Regions from separate parts of the Homo sapiens genome. Here region 2 is linked to region 1. Evidence: chromatin loops called from intact Hi-C (ENCODE). Cell type or tissue: endothelial cell of umbilical vein. All regions are shown on one strand. Each heading gives the region's core, and the rest is flanking DNA. Links, peaks and the distances in the headings are about the cores only.

Region 1 (5,379 bases), core at 56-5,055:
GCTGCATGTGCAGCTGCCCTGAGGTTTACAGAATTAGCTTATCAATGACAAAACAGACGGCCATCTAAAACACACACTGGGAGAAAAGAGCTCTGAAAAGTGTGGCGCAGAACGTTCTTTGGAATTCAAATAACAAGTACACAAAGAGAGGCAGCCAAGCTCCGCCCATGAGACAGGTAAACCATGGACTCACCACAGAACCTTGTGTGGTCAAATCTTTGGTCAGGATCTTCACTCATACACATAACAAATACTTCTCTGCAACCAAGTACTCGTGAGTAGGGTGACCATATTAATTGTCGACCACAGCAGTCATTGCTGAGTAAGGAGGAAGCCTCTGTTACTAATTACACCTGGACCAGGCTCGTCCCAAACCAAACAGGAAATGCACTCTCCCTGCATACAAGGCACCCTCAGGGGGTTCTCCTGCCACTAACTGCTGACCCTGGATCCCTCTTGCTTGGGCGTGCAGGGGTGCTCCCAGCCAGCAATCAGCTCCTGCATAAACAGGAACCCAGCAAGCAACAAAATACCTGGGCAAGGGCACTGAGTCCGCATCACTGTCAACTCCTGGTTACTGGTGACCTCCTGACCCGAATTCCTCATGTGCTAGTTCAATTCCTGACCTTCAGCCTCACTCTCACTTCTACAACTCACATCCTCCTTATCCTCCTCCATCCCAGGCCACTGAAAACCCACCTTCTCTTCAGAACACTGCTTTGCTTTTAAGAATCCTACCTGTAGCAAAGAACGTCTCTGTGGTAGATTTAAAAATAAAAGAAAAAAATATATGAGATGAGAATCCTGCCTGCCCATAGACTTGAAGCCTCTGCTCACCTTGGCCATGGCTATGGACTGAATATTTTTTCCTCCTCCACCATAAATTCATATTATTTAAGCCCTAATCCCAACGTGATGATATTTGGAAGTGGGGCTTAGGGGAAGTAATTAAGTCATAGAAGTGGAGCCCTCATGAATGGGATTAGTGCCCTTAGAAAAAGAGACACCAGGCAGATGATCTCCCTCTCCACCATGTGGGGATACAGCAAAAAGGTGGCCTTCTACAAAACACGAAGGGAGCCCTCACCAGACACCAAATCTGCCAGCATCTTTGATCTTGGAGTTCCCAACCTCCAGAACTGTGAGAAATAAATGCTGTTTAAGCCACCCCGTCTGTGGTATTTGTTACAGCAGCCCAAATGGATGAAGACAGCCATACCTTTGAGCCCAGGGTCGCTCCTCCACTCTCCAATTAGATCCCAGAGCTCCAGTATGGACCCTCTACCCCCACCAGGTTCCTAACCTGTCTCTGTATTCTACCACTGCTTATCAAACTAGGCTACATTTCAGGTGGAGAAGGCCCAAGAGGATGATATAGGTGAAACATTCACCCCAATCCTGGGACAAACTCTCTCTCATTGAGTCCTATGAGAATGGAATAGTCTCGCCCATCAGGTGAGAGTGTAAACAATCACGTATGACATCACATCACAACACCACCTTGGGGGAGCAGACACTAACCTCTGTTCACACCTGTGTACAGGCACTGTGCCAGGTGCTTTTCCTGCCTGATAATAGTCACACTGCAGAGATGAGAAAACTTGAACTCACCAAGATAAAAGCACTTACGACATGCCACCTAGGTCTATCTAGCAAAAAGTTCATCGTCCTTCTAATGCGCCAGTGTCGGAACTAATAAATGACAACATACATCTGAAAAAAGCCTGAGGATAATGACAGTGTAAGACACAATGCAGGTACTCATGTATTTATTCTCATGTATTTATGCACAGAAATATATTCTCATATATTTATTTAGAAAGAACTCCCATATTTATCCAATCGCGGGAAGTTGCTTAGCCCTAGAAGTCAAAATGTGGACAACAGACACAGTCGACAAAGATAGTTCTCATACATTTAAATAAATGCCTAGGCTTATTTTCATGGTATGAACAACTATTTTTCATGTTTAATGTTTTTAAGACTTTCCATTAGTATGAATAAGAATTTGTCTTACACAAACATCCAAAAAAAGACAGTTTCTTTAGGATTACATATCTTAAACATTATTTTCTTTTCTGCTATAAAATCGTCACCACAACCCTAGCAACTAGGAAGTTTTGTTTCCTGTCCTTGTTTTTATTCTTTTGTGGTGGCAAGTGCCAGCATGTGGGGTAGGTAGGGTGAGGCAAGGTGGGTGACAGTAAAGGACACTGTGCTCAATTCGAAGCTACGGGAGGAGAGAGCTCTAGTCCTAGATTTGCACCAAGGAGCTTTGAGCTCTCAGTAATTCAGCAACCCTGGGCTGTCATTTCATCTATAAAATCAGAGGGTTAGGTGTTCTCCACAGCCTCCTCCTGCACTCAATCCTATGATAACTGCTGAAAACTCCAGCATGGGACAATTACCAGTGTGACACCCTTGAGAGAAATGGTGGGATGTATATTTAAAAAAGACTATCTAATGACTCACCCATGAGTAAAAAATAATTTACTTCCATTTTAAAATCCATATTAATCGACGTGACGTTAGTAGAGAGAGTGCCTAATGTCTGACAGCGCTTCTGAAGAGGATATAAATAGGCGGTTTTTGAAATTAGTCAGCCATGTGCTCACGTCCACCAAGAAGCACATGCAGGCAACATGCTCCAGGCTGTGCGTGCAAGCTGTTCTGTTTCCAGCACAAATGCAGAAAAGGGGAAAAAAGCAGTCCTGGTAGAGTCAGTCATCACATATTTCAGCTGTAAGTAGGAAACAGGAAGCTCACAAAGAATTGTAATTTAGAAGCATTTAAAACAAAACAAACAAACCTACTCCAGGCACAAATACCAGATAGCTGCAAAGCCAACTGTGGTATTTGATGACAAATTGTTTAAAGTCACCAGTGGGTCAGAGTACAAACCACGCCCACGTGAAAGTCTCCCTGGACGCTACCAGGGTCTACCCATTCTCCCCTCTCTGTAAGCCAGCTTCACACAGGTAAGTGGGTCCCATAAACCCCCGGAGGCACCCACATCTGGCTCTTTGTGGGCAGCGCAAGTAGAGAAAAAGACAGTCAACCAACCGTCCTGAGAAACAGGAGGCTGACACTCAGAAAATCAACATCAAACATCCTCTCCCATGCCACAGGGTGACTTCTCACCTCCACTCCTCCCCACCCATCACCCCACACACGCTGTCTCCCAAAAACACATCTGATCTTTATGAAATCTCAGCTTCAGAGCTCCCCAGGATGTTACTGTTACTGAAGGGGAGTGAAAAGGAGGAAGAAGAGAGAGAAGGAGGGCTCCAAACCCATCCCAAGTTGATTCCTTCATGATGTTTCCAAGAATTTAAAGAATAAGTGGTGAGGCTGGGCGCAGTGACTCACGCCTGTAATCCCAGCACTTTGGGAGGCCAAAGCAGGCAGATCACTTGAGGTCAGGAGTTCGAGACCAGCCTGGTCAACGTGGTGAAACCCCATCCTTACTAAAAATACAAAAATTAGCCGGGTGTGGTGGTGCATGCCGGTGGTCTCAGCTACTTGGGAGGCTGAGGCAGGAGAATCACTTGAGCCCAGGAGGTTGCAGTGAGCCGAGATAACATCACTGCACTACAGCCTAGGTGACACACCGAGACTGTCTCAAAAAAAAAAAAAGAAAAGAAAAAAAAGAGTAAGTGGTGACTTTTTAAAAGAATGGTCAAAGGAATTATTTTTAAAGCTGTAGGTTGGCATAGGACATTTATCAAAAGAAAGAAACTATCAGTTCAAACTTACCTAGACATCTTATAAGAGTCCTGAACCATCTATAATCTGAAAGCTTTTTCAAATACTAGTAAGCCAGGCACAATTACCAATTATTCAAATAACATTTATTATAGCTAGTGATTTCCACTGACTATATCTGCAATAATTAGAGCTGGTAGGTTTTTAAAAATATAGATTTTAAGAGTATATGGAAAGTCCTTGAAAGGCAATGTTTCTGGGCTGTTAGGAATAAGGCATTCCTTTAACACGAAATAATGAATTTTAAACAGTAATAATAATAACAAGGAAGAAATGAATGACTGAATGAATCAGAAGGCAGTACACCATAGGGTGAATAAGAGTACATTCTTGGGGGATGAGGGGCAAGGGGAGGGAAAGCATTAGGACAAATACCAAATGTATGCGGGGCTTAAAACCTAGATGACAGATTGATGGGTGCGCCAAACCACCGTGGCACATGTATACCTATGTAAGAATCCTGCATGTACTGCACATGTAGCCCAGAACATAAAGCAAAATTTAAAAATTTTAAAAATTAAAAAAAAGAAAAGCACATTCTTTGCAGTGAATATATCTCAGTCCTGGGTGATCCTGGGCAAGATATTCAATGTCTCTATGCCTCAACATCCTCCTCAGAAAATAAAACCAATTACAGTCCTAAATCACAGGGTTGTCATGAGGATCCAAAAATGATGCATGTAAGAAGCATTTAACATGTTCAAAAGAAACACTTAACGTACTAATGGTCCTTATTCCAGGATGAGTTTTGGTTCCAACTCTACAAATCATTAGCTGTGTGGTCTTGGGCAAGCAATTTAACACATCTAAGCGTTGGTTTATTCACCAAAAATGAAGAATCTTGATTAGATGACCTCTTCATTTCTATGGCTTCTCCAAGCTCAAGACCTCTCTGACAACAGAAGCAACATTTATGATTTCAAACTCTTCCACGTTTCTAGTTTTCACATCTTTCTTTTAGGACTTATTGGTCACAGCCATGATTTATATGAAATCAAGTGTTTGGTCAACAGCACGACTCCTCAGAATGAGACTGTGACTATGGGAATCCTAGAACCTACTTTATAATGATCCTTTTAACAAATAGGTTTCAAACAACACATTGTGGCAAAAGACAGGCTTGCCCATGATAGTTAGAATCAATATATTTCCATTCTGGTAGCCTTCAAGTATGGAAGTTGTCCCAAAATCAAACTGCGGATGTAGTATGTCACCGTGCAGCCTGGTGCTGATGGAGCATATGTAAATTAAATTCATTCGCTACGATCATGCTTCTTCCAAAGGAACTCTCAATTTCTTCCTAACAGAAACAATTCAAGTATCTACCCTCTCCAAACACTCTTAACAATGAAGTTGAGAGGTGCCATTAAGAGATCCATTTCTCAGCCAGGCGTAGTGGCTCATGCCTGTAATCCCAGCACTTTGGGAGGGTGAGGCAGGCGGATCACCCAAGGTCAGAAATTCGAGACCAGCCTGACCAACATGGAGAAACCCTGTCTCTACTAAAAAAAAAAAAACACAAAATTAGATGGGTGTGGTAGCACGTGCCTGTAATCCCAGCTACTTGAGAGGCTGAGGCAGGAGAATCACATGAATCCAGGAGGCGGAGGTTGC
Region 2 (5,379 bases), core at 107-5,106, 610 kb after region 1:
GCTGCAGTTGTGGTGCAGAGGACTGAACATTTGAATTAATGTATTGAATTAGTTTGCTTTGGCATTCAATCTTTACTTTGCTGGGGTGGGAGGGGATGGCAATAATGGAGAACATGTGGTCAGAGGGAGAGTTGTGGTCAGCACTTCTCTCTCCCTCCTGTAGCTTTAGCCTCTTTGCTCGCAGAAGTTTCTGCCCCCTCCCCTAACCCTGGGCTTGGGAGTAAAGCAGGGATAGGGTCAGAGGGTGGGAGGGTGCCTGGAGTTATCAGCACTGCTTTGTCCAAAGAAATCCTCCAAAATGCTCTCACTGTCTCTCATGACCCTTTTTAAAGTGGACTAAGCATTGTGGGGCCGGTTTCCAGGCATTCTCTTTGTAAATTCCGCACACTGACACCCTGTTACACCGGTATCCAATTCTGGAGAAGGGCTCTCCCTTTCTGATCCATTCAAAGGATTCTTAAGACTAACCTTCTGAGACAGGATCTCACTCTGTCACCCAGGCTGGAGTGCAGTGGTGCGATCTCAGCTCACTGCAGCCTCCACCTCCCAGGCTGAAGCGATCCTCCCACCTTAGCCTCCTGAGTTGCTGGGACTGCAGCTGTGGGTCACCACACCCAAGTCATTTTTGCATTTTTTTTTTTGGAGATAGGGTTTCCCTGTATTGCCCAGGCTGGTCTTAAACTCATGAGCTCAAGTGATCTGCCCACCTTGGCCTCCCAAAGTGCTGGGATTACAGGCATGAGCTGCCATGCAAGTGTCCCCCACCTTTTTTTTGGTTTTGTTTCTGAGACAGAGTCTCAGTCTGTCACTTAGGCGGGAGCGCAGTGGCATGAACACAACTCACTGCAGGCTTGACCTCCTGGGCTCAAGTGATCCTCCTACCTCAGCCTCCTGAGTAACTGGGACTACAGGCATGTGTCACCATGCCCAGCTAATTTTTTTTTTTTTTTTTTTTTTTGGTAGAGGCGGAGTCTCCCCATATTGCTCAGGCTGGTCTCAAGATCCTGAGCTCAAGCAATCCACCCATCTTGGCCTCCCAAAGTTCTGGGATTACAGGCAAGAGTCACCGAGCCCGGCCAAGGCTAACTTATTCTTTTTTTTTTTTCTGAGACGAAGTCTTGCTCCATGGCACAGGCTGGAGTGCAGTGGCGGGATCTCGGCTCACTGCAACCTCCATCTCCCAGGTTCAAGTGATTCTCCTGCCTCAGCCTCCCAAGTAGCTGGGATTACAGGGGTGTGCCACCACACCTGGCTAATTTTTGTATTTTTAGTAGAGACAGGGTTTCACCATGTTGCCCAGGCTGGCCTCGAACTCCTGACCTCAGGTGATCCGTCCACCTTGGTCTCCCTAAATGCTGGGATTACAGGTGTGAGCCACTGTGCCCAGCCCAGACTAACTTATTCTTAAGACAGTGAAGGCTGAAGTTTGTAGTTCAGTCTGCACTGGACCTCCCTCAGGTCTCTGAACTCTTTGCCACATGTGGCTGAAACATTATTTAGCAAGAGGCATCCCCCACTCTGTGTTGTGTGGCCTCTTCAGCAAAGAGGTGCCTGACAGTCCCCTCTGAATAATGACATAGTTTTCTCTAACAACCAGAATTTGTCTTTCAAAGATGTTTATGCTAATCTCAGCTGTAAGATCTCAGACAGTCCTAAGAGAAAGGCATGTTGAATCCATCCATTACCTATCCCCACAATCTTCTAGGGTTCCAGGGCTTTCATCCTGAGTGAAACCTACACTGCTTGTTCCCTTTTTTCATTATTTAGTGTGAGTGAAGCCAAAACTCAGTCATTCTCCGAGGTGGAGAAATTTCATACAGATTTTGATGTCTGATATTCTATCTGCTTGCACTGTTAAATTTCTCAAATATGTATATTTGTTTTCTCAGCAAAATCGTAAATTTATTGGGGAAATGAGGAATCATAGTTCATCTTTCCATGGGAAGGAGCCAGCTGCCCTGGGATCTCAGCAGCTTCACTGGTGAAGAGGGTGGGAACACTGTCCCCCTGAGCAGAGGCTGCGGCTACAAGGCTTGTTGGTGACAAGGACAAGGATAAGTCAAGACTTCCATAAACTTGAAGCAAGGAGGTGAACAGGAAGCTCCTGGTGAATTTCCTATTCACATCTTCAAAACTTTTATTGGCCAAGTGCAGTGGCTCACACCTTTAATCCTAGCACTTTGGGAGACTGAGGCAGGAAGATCTTTTGAGGCCAGAAGTTCTACAGCAGCCTGGGCAACCATGTGAAGCTCCATCTCTACGAAAAATAAAAATAAAATAAAAATTAGCCGACTGGTATGGCATGCATCTGTGGTCTCAGATACTTGGGGGGTTGATGCAGGAGGATTACCTGAGCCCAGGAGTTTGAGGGTGCAGTGAGCTGTGATCACTCCCCTGCCCTCCAGCCTGGGTGACAGAGCCAGACCCTGTCTCAGAAAAGAAAAACCAAACTTTTTTATTGGGGCTTGATATTACTTGGAATAAAGAAGCCACAACAATATCATCACTCTGTTATTATCTAGACTATCAGCATACTAGCGATATGAATCATAACAAAACTATAATACGATTTTATCTATAGAGTCACACATTGAAACAATTGGGAGTAACCTTATCAAAGGAAACAGATAACTGATAATGATCACACTTGTGAATAATTTCACAAAGAATGTGGTGACTTCATTCACCAAGGATTTCTGGAATCCTGAATTCCAGGTCAGTGGTAAAGCCTCAGAGGACAGAGGGAGGAAAAGGATTGAGTCATACCAAGGCATTTTTTAATTATTCCAAAGGTCATTCTCAAGTTAAAAAAATCACAACATCATTGTTATTATGATGGTATTCCTGAAAATCAAGAGATTCTAATTCACACAAGATATTCCATCATTTGACAGCTGTCACCAAGGGTAAAATTTTTTTTTAAATTATTCAGTTGAAATAATTAAAGTTTGGTTGAAAAAGTCAAGATGTTATATGGGGGTCAGTTCAGCCCTATATTTTCTAAGTACGTCAATCTGAAGTTTCAGGCACAAAGAATAGACATCCAAAGAAATTCAACTTGCAGCCAGGTGTGGTGGCTCACACCTGTCATTCCAGCAATTTGGGAGGCTGAGGTGGGAGGTTGCTTGAGGCCAGGATTTTGAGACCAGCCTGGGCAACATATCCATTGATGCTGTCTTATCCCGGTGATGATCTGAGGGGAGCTAGCTGCAGTATTATAGAAAAATGACATCTTTAAAAAATGACTATCTTTCATATGAGATCCTCAAAAATGCTCTATGGCCAAGAATTGTCTCTGTTCTCTATTGCTACTTGTCTGAAGATGTGCCTCTTCAGCTTTTACCCTTTAATCCAGAAAAGGCAAACCTCATCCCTGAGAAAGACCTTATATTCCTTTTCACTTACTCAAGAAAAAGAAGAAAATTTTTCTGTCCTCTGTCCAGGAAAAATGTAACTGATCTTCAATGCAATTTGAGCTTTTCTCTGTTTCCAAGTAGATATTTTTTATTTGCCATCATTATGCCCCATTTATGGGTCTCATCATCTCAAATGTGAAATTTCCCACTGCTGGGCATCTGATCTCATTTTAACCTTCTCTCTTACCTTCTCTGGCCTTTGAAGAGTGACTAATGTACTAGGACTCCAAAATAACCAACCTCGGAGAGTAGCTATCAAGTTATTTTTCTGAGGCTCGCAGGATCATTTAACATTACTATTACTGTGTTTCTGGAAGACATTTATAATTATGTTATACTGTTTATAAAATGGTTAGCATTCTGGGAAACAAAGCTTTTAGCTTTCCATAATGAAAGCAGCTCTATTGAATAAGCATTGCAAAGTGGCAGAGAGCACCGTTCATAAATGAAGTTACTCTGCTTCTTTATTTGTCTGTGAAATGACAGAAGAAATAACCTCACCAGTTGACTGTAAGGACCACAGGACACGTTTAGAGCCCTTCTGGAAATGTGGGAGGTACTAAGTGTTAGCCGTGGTTCCCAGCCCTGGAATTCATCTCTCTAAGGCAGCTGTGTGGGGTAGAGAGAATACTGCACTTCTGAACACAGCATGTGAGTTTCAGTGCAAATCCTGGGTCTTCGCCACTGTTTTGGTAAGAATTTATTTCAGTGTCTTTGAATGCAAGTGTGGATTAACATCACCTGCCTTAGCTATACAGCAGGGTAGCTGTGAGAATCATAACACAATAATGTAATATGAGGCCGGGCGTGGTGGCTCACGTGGTGGCTTACGCTGGGGCTGTAATCCCAGCACTTTGGGAGGCCGAGGCTGGCAGATCACCTGGGGCCAGGAGATTGAGACCAGCCCGGCCAACGTGGTGAAACTCTGTCTCTACTAAAAATACAAAAATTAGCCAGGCATGGTGGCACACGCCTGTAGTCTCAGCTACTTGGGAGGCTGAGGCAGGAGAATCACTTGAACGTGGGAGGTTGCAGTGAGCCGAGATTGTGCCACTGCCCACCAGCCTGGGTGACAGAGCAAGACTGTGTCTCAACAAAAAAGGAATGTATTATGAAAGTGGTGTGTAAAATGAAACTCTTTAGGGAGTTATTATTATACTTTGTCTTTTACAGTTGGTTCCCTGGTTTTGAACCTGCCTTGGCAAAAACTATAACAGGAAATGATGACAGTGAAAGAGATCTGATCCAACCAACCCCCATTTTGCTTTTAGCTTCCAAGCTGCCCATAGTTATTCCTGGGTTTGGGCCAAGCTAACTTTGGGAGAGACTTAGTTTACAGTTTCAATGATAACAGCCCTTTCCCCAAACTAAAGCACCTTTGTAAAGCTAATGAAAGACAATCAGGTTAGGAGACTGATAGGAAGCTGAGTTCTGCTAGGGTGTAGACAGAAATGGTTACCAGCCATTGTTCCGGAGGCCACAAGATGTACAACTTCCCCAATCACTCCTGCAAATAGCATCGTATCATAGAATTTAAGATTGCCCTTTTGAGATGCCTTTTTCAGGTTTTTGCATTTCTGATGACTGACCAATGGCTTCACCTGGACCCACCAACCAGTCCTGGGGCCACACCCAGAAGCAGACTCAGTGCTCACAATGACCATTCCCCACACCCCTATGATTGCACCCCCAACCAATCAGCAGCACCCGTTCCCTTGATTGCCAAACTATCCTTGAAAAATCCTAGCCTCCAAATTTTCAGGGAGGCTGATATGAATAATGATAAAACCCTGGTTTCCCATTCAGCCAGCTCTATGTGGGTAAAACTCTTCCTCCATTACAATTCCCCTGCCTTGATAAATTGGCTGCATCTGGGCAGCAGGCAAGAAGAACCCACTGAGAGGTTACAGTTTCATTCCTCAGGTCTATTAATCAGGTTTTCCAGAGAAACAGAACCAATTGG

What was found. Peaks named below come from ENCODE experiments on the same cell type or tissue, not always from the same donor. Only the 100,000 strongest peaks of a DNase experiment are listed, where the experiment ranks them.
Region 2: it touches region 1 in a loop (9-fold over the local background); 1 of 110 quality-filtered maps calls a loop at or near these places.

What each region holds. Positions count from the first base shown.
Region 1 is chr10:14,585,551-14,590,929 of GRCh38, forward strand. All of the region lies in intron 2 of FAM107B (family with sequence similarity 107 member B), which reads right to left. Among named protein-coding and RNA genes, the nearest start is that of MIR1265, 150 kb to the left of the region's middle. RefSeq lists an enhancer at 2,728-2,927. In endothelial cell of umbilical vein, for the core only: no CTCF peak of the experiment used is centred there; a DNase peak (open chromatin) is centred at 2,701; H3K27ac peaks cover 4,334 bases.
Region 2 is chr10:15,198,203-15,203,581 of GRCh38, forward strand. All of the region lies in intron 1 of LOC105376434 (a long non-coding RNA gene), which reads right to left. Among named protein-coding and RNA genes, the nearest start is that of FAM171A1-AS1, 7.7 kb to the right of the region's middle. RefSeq lists an enhancer at 2,168-3,367. In endothelial cell of umbilical vein, for the core only: no CTCF peak of the experiment used is centred there; DNase peaks (open chromatin) are centred at 2,699 and 3,559; H3K27ac peaks cover 4,262 bases.